2 separate regions of the Homo sapiens genome follow, and region 2 is linked to region 1. A link is a loop called in an ENCODE intact Hi-C map of the cell type or tissue named here. Cell type or tissue: Calu3. All regions are shown on one strand. Each heading gives the region's core, and the rest is flanking DNA. Links, peaks and the distances in the headings are about the cores only. Region 1 has its middle 2.5 kb from the start of SHC4. Region 2 has its middle 21 kb from the start of DUT-AS1.

Region 1 (2,920 bases), core at 216-2,715:
ATCAACAGCAGCCATCAGAAAACTGTTGACCTACAGGGCTGGAGACTGTGAAAAAAACAGAAAACATTGGGTTCAGGAAGCAAAAGGTGATTATTTCTAGAGTTAATGACAACTTTGGGGGATATGATTTTTGTGAGGCTAGGCCCTTACTCTCAGAGATACAATTCTTCTTCACCATCTCATTTCCCCATCCTGAAAATGATATTTTGGTCTCTACCAAGAACTTTATATAAATATTTTCTTGTGGAATTTTTTCCCCAAAATAGAGCTTCAGCAATGTTTTCATTCCCAGCTGATGGGCTGTTAGACTCATTGTGGGTATTGCTCAGTGAAAATCCTTTGCTAGTAGGCCTGCTTTATGGTAGAAATTGTAGTGGAGGGATGAAGTAACAGTCCTTGTGCTATAACACTCAGATGCCACCTGCTCCACTTTGTTCCAAAGTAGCAATTGGCCTACAGCCCCCCAGAGTTATTATGTTTCTGCCTTGTTCTCTCTCCTCTTCCCCATATCCTCTAGCACAACCTTCCTCTACCCCGAATTCCATATTGGATTATCTTCAAAACTGGGCTGGCATTTTTGCCAGGTTCTCTTCTCTCCTCCTCCTGGACCTGGCTAATTGTAGCATGACCCAGCCTGACCCAGGTCTTCCTTGAAACTGCCTGTTCTACTCAAGAAGCTCAGCCAGCATAGGATGTCTCTTAAGAAGCTGACATGTTGTTTCCTAGCAGGTGCCTTTAGAGAGGGGATGTCTCAGAGTAAAGGAGGCATACTGCTGGGGTCTAAGCAGAACTCTGTTTTCCAAGGGCAATGATGAGGCATTCATGGTTCTTAGATGATTTAATGACAATAATGGTTTTTCTTATCTATTATTCATGTTGTTACTTGTGAGGTATTTAGGGTGAATTTTATAGGTATGCTTTCCAAGGAGGAGAAAGGAGCAAGAACTAACATTTATCGAGCATGCAGTAGGAGTTAGGTTCATATACACTGGATCATATCACAGTGGTTAAGGGCATAGTTTGGAGTGAGTCAGTGCTCGATTCTACACCACAACTACCACTTCCTGGTTATGTGACTTGGGCAAGTCAGTAAATGTCAGATAGCACCTGCTGCATAGGCTTGCTGGGGGGCTTAAATGTGAAACACTTAGTTCAGGACCTGATCTAGAGTTAGTGCTCAGCAGATGTTATTATTATTGTGCACATTTTACATATACAAAACCTAAGTCTCAGAGAGGTTAAATAACTTACTCAAAATCCCACAGCTGGTTCTGGAATTCCCAGATTAATGTTCATCCAATTACATTTTGCTGCTGAGTGCATACTGCTTGTAGGTAGTGGCCCAGTTACAAAGGTTTCCTGAGATATCTAGTCTAGTATTATCTTCTGATAAATGATCTTTGGGCTAAATACACTTTCCCTGGGGGTTTTGGAGGGGTAGATACAGGAAAACCATAGATAGGAAAATATTCTGCCAGCCCTGATCTCATTGATCTGTGAGGGCCAGCTCAGGGGTAGGCTTCCCAACAACCCTAGAACCTCCAAAAATCCCCAGCTCATCTTCCTGTCCAGTCATTTCTCAGAGCTTTAGGAAGCAGTAAGATGCCCTGTAGCCATCATAGGCCTGGAAACTAGACTTGAGCTCTCTGGTCCCCTGGGAGGCAGCAGAGTACAGTGGCTGCCAGCAGAGGCTTTGCAATCAGGCCCAGAGGGATCCCAAGATCATTGCTCAACAGCTGGAGCACCTTGAACAAGTCACTGCCCTTTCTCTCAGCCTCATTTTCATATCTGTAAGGCAGTGAGGAACATAATCCAAGCATCCACAATTTGTTATAATAATTGAACCAGAATGTAGGTAAACTGTCAGGTGTTCCACAAATAGTAGCTCTTATTAATATTATTTTAATCATGACTAATTGAAGAGGATGTTCTAATGCCCTGGAAAAAGCAAACCATCTGCTTTACCCACCCATCTACCTAGAATGAAAAGCAATTCAATCAACGAGCCTTCTCTTGGGCTGTTAGGACTGAGAGAGTGGTCCAGCTGGGCAGGCTCAGCCTAGAGGCTATTCCCCACTTCCAGTTGCAGATCTGGTCTCTTTCACCCTCGTAAAACGCTGTAGCAGAGCTACCCAGGACAGCCAAGGTCTCTAGGCTTTGGGAAGAGAAGGAGCCCACAATGGCCATGACTGCTTTCTTACCTTACTTAGTCCCACTTCGCAACCCCCAACCCTCCCAGGACTCGCACTTTCTGAGGCATGTAGGCTGGTCTGGGCTCCTGGAGTCTGGCCAGCATGGTGCCTACCTAGATGAGCTGGCTCCCCTGGACACCCCATCCTGCAGTCATGAGACCTCTGTAAGGATTCCTATCAGCCAGGCAGGCCCATGTCCTTTCCAGCCTTCTCCAGGCCCACCTGATTTAAAAAATTGTTTTCTTTGGACAATGTTGAGTTTCTTAGCTTCTCCCACTTTGTACTAATTTTTCTTTTTAGTTGCCTAGAATGATGTAAACTCTGCAGTGTGAGGGTTAAGAATATGAGCTTCAAGGGGAGGTAGCTCTGGTTCCAATGGCCATTTTTTCATACTGCCCACATGTACTTAGTGAGATGGGCACTGTATGGAGCATTGGGCCTCGTAAGCCCTCATAACAACCCCATTAGATGGCTGCTGCCAACATATGAGGACATTCAGGCACGGAGAGGTAAAGTAACTTTCTAAAGGGAGCATATAATGAGGTCATCATAGCATAACAGAAGCAACACAGGGACCCAGGGACCCAGGGGAAGGCAGGAAAAATGAGAGGAAGAAAGCAGATGAGGAATGAGGAGGAATGAGAGGTAAATATTCTTGCCCAGAGCCTGTCTCCTCAGCCCCAGGGATGTGGGGTCCAACTGATTTAGCTACTTCCCTCAGTTTTGCC
Region 2 (2,920 bases), core at 248-2,747, 610 kb after region 1:
GGAGTGCAGTGGCGTGATCTTGGCTCACTGCAAGCTCCGACTCCCTGGTTCAAGCGATTCTCCTGCCTCAGCCTCCTAAGTAGCTGGGATTACAGGCATGCGCCACCACGCTCAGCTAATTTTTATATTTTTAGTAGAGACGGGGTTTCGCCATGTTGGCCAGGATGGTCTCGATCTCCTGACCTTGTGATCCACCCGCCTCTGCCTCCCAAAGTGCTGGGATTACAGGCGTGAGTCACTGCACCTGGCTTCCATCTTTCTTTCTTTTCTTTTCTTTTTTTTCTTTTTTTTTTTTTTTTTTGAGACAGAGTCTCACTTTGTTGCCCAGGCTGGAGTGCAGTGGCATGATTATGCCGCATTGTAAAACAGCCTCGTTGCCTGGGGTAATTACCAAAGGTCTGCATCCTCAACTTCCTGGGCTTAAGTGATCTTCCCATCTCTCAGCCTCCCGAGTAGCTGGGACTACAAGTGTGAGCCATCATGCCTGGCTAATTTTTTTAGAGACTAGGTTTCGCTATGTTGCTTAGGCTGGTCTTGAACTCCTGGGCACAAGCAATTTGCCCACCTCAGTCTCCCGAGGTGCTTTGATTACAGATGTGAGCCACCACGCTCGGTCTCCACCCACCTTTCTTTTGCCATCCTCTGTGCTCATTACCTGGCTTCTTAACCTCATTGTCAGACATTTGATTAATATCAGTATTGCTGAAGCTCAGCTCTAGTGATATTATTCTTAGTCCAAAACTCTTCTGTGACTGGCCATTGCCTCCTTGACGTTTAGGACCCTCTAGAGCAGATCTGCAACCTACCATTCCAGAAGAGTTACCAACAATTCCCTACATGTCCTTTATACTCCAGTCCATTGGAACTTTGGTTTTGCCATTTCTTGAATATACCTCATGCCCTCTTTGTATTTTCATGCACATCATATATGTCACACTACCTATATTTGCACAGATGCCTATATTTGTCTTATTTCCCCTGCTACAGATGGTAACCTTCCTAAGGATAACTACTACCATTTATTGACTAAATACTTTTGCCATGGACTGTGTAAGATACTTTACACCTATCATCTCTAGGTCTTCTAATAATGTAAGGTGGATATTATTAACTTTATTTTTCAGATGGAAAGGCAGACTCAAGAGGTTAGATGATGTCCTTAAGGTCACACAGCTAGCATGTCACAGCTTATGTCTTGGTTGTTTCACCTACATCATCTAGAAAAACACTAAATTGGATAAACAATAATGCTGACACTTGCCTGGCACATAGATGCTAGGCAAACACAAGTATGCATGAATGATGGTGATTCTATCCCTTAAATACAGCTAGCTCACCTTAGATAACTGCCACCAGGTGGCAGTAATTTGCCACGGCTGTACAGTCTGGTCTTATTCAAGATTCGTAAAACGGGAGAGGGGGAGAAGACTACCGAGATTATCCGACCGACTCTCTTTATTTTATGATAAAAATTGAGGATCTGGAAGTTTACTTTATTTATTGAAGATATTTTAGTTAGTAAAAGAACAGAGCTTAAACTCAGATGTAAAACTCCCAAAGTTACTATTTTTTTCATTAGATCAGGCTCATTTTTTACTTCAAAATTTGTAATTTATAATGTTCCCATATATTTTCAATATTAAAAGTATTTGTTAAAGCAGTAAATGCAATACAAATTTAACAAAAGTATTTTATAATAAAATTTTAATCGTTTCTTAGTCAAGTAATATAGTTTTCATGTTTAAAAAATGTTAAAATAGGCTGGGCGCAGTGGCTCATGCCTGTAATTAATCCCAGCACTTTGGGAGGCTGAGATGGGCAGACCATGAGGTCAGGAGTTCAAGACCAGCCTGGCCAACATGATGAAACCCTGTCTCTCTAAAAATACAAAAAAAATTAGCTGGGCATAGTGGCGCACACCTATAATCCCAGCTACTCAGGAGGCTGAGGCAGGAGAATTGCTTGAACCCAAGAGGCAGAGGTTGCAGTGAGCCGAGATCGCACCATTGCACTCCAGCTCTGGGCGACAGAGCAAGACTCCGTATCAGAAAAAAAAAAAAAAAAAAAAAAAGTTAAAATATAGATCATGCAAAAAGGAAAAAATTACCTACAATTCCAACAGCCAAAGATATCATCATTTTGATATATATTCTCCTAGAAGTTTCTTTACTCATAGGTAAACCCATTTTGAAAACATATGATCAAACCTAGACATAATTTGGTAATTTGGTAATCTTTTTTTTTTTTGAGACGGAGTCTCACTGTCGCCCAGGCTGGAGTGCCAGTGGCACGATCTCGGCTCACTGCAAGCTCCGCTTCCCGGGTTCACGCCATTCTCCTGCCTCAGTCTCCCGAGTAGCTGGGACTACAGGTGCCCACTACCACACTGGCTAATTTTTTGTATCTTTAGTAGAGACAGGGTTTCACCGTGTTAGCCAGGACGGTCTCAATCTCCTGACCTCGTGATCTGCCTGCCTTGGCCTCCCAAAGTGCTGGGATTGCAGGCGTGAGACACCGCGCCCGGCCGGTAGTTTGTTAATCTTAACTCTTCTCTCTAATCTTGCTCTCGTAGTTATTAGACTTTTTCTTTATGAGATATCCTCTTTATGAGATATCCTGGATCTTTTAGAATCTTCCCAACTTAAATGTGTTTAGTTGCCATGAAAGACTTTTTAATATTTTTTAATCATATGCTTCTTGAGATAATTCTTCCAGTGAAAATTTGTTTCAGTTATAATTTCTTTTCCATTTTTTCATTCCCTTTTCAGTAAGAAAAAGAGCAACATCAAAACATTGCTTACATACCCATCTCCAGTGGAGAAGCATCTTTTCACAAAAGGCATTTTATCTTCCCTTTTGAGAAGTTACTCCTCCCCATTTCAGCTCTCTTCTTAGGATGATAATACTAGATGGTATTTCT

What was found. Peaks named below come from ENCODE experiments on the same cell type or tissue, not always from the same donor. Only the 100,000 strongest peaks of a DNase experiment are listed, where the experiment ranks them.
Region 2: a loop joins it to region 1, with 4 times the contacts of the local background. A loop is called at or near these places in 8 of 110 quality-filtered maps.

The regions. Positions count from the first base shown.
Region 1 is chr15:48,964,931-48,967,850 of GRCh38, reverse strand. No RefSeq gene overlaps it. Among named protein-coding and RNA genes, the nearest start is that of SHC4, 2.5 kb to the right of the region's middle. In Calu3, for the core only: a CTCF peak has its summit at 1,636; a DNase peak (open chromatin) is centred at 1,680.
Region 2 is chr15:48,351,085-48,354,004 of GRCh38, reverse strand. No RefSeq gene overlaps it. Among named protein-coding and RNA genes, the nearest start is that of DUT-AS1, 21 kb to the right of the region's middle. In Calu3, for the core only: CTCF peaks have their summits at 1,144 and 1,351 (motif pointing right); a DNase peak (open chromatin) is centred at 1,354.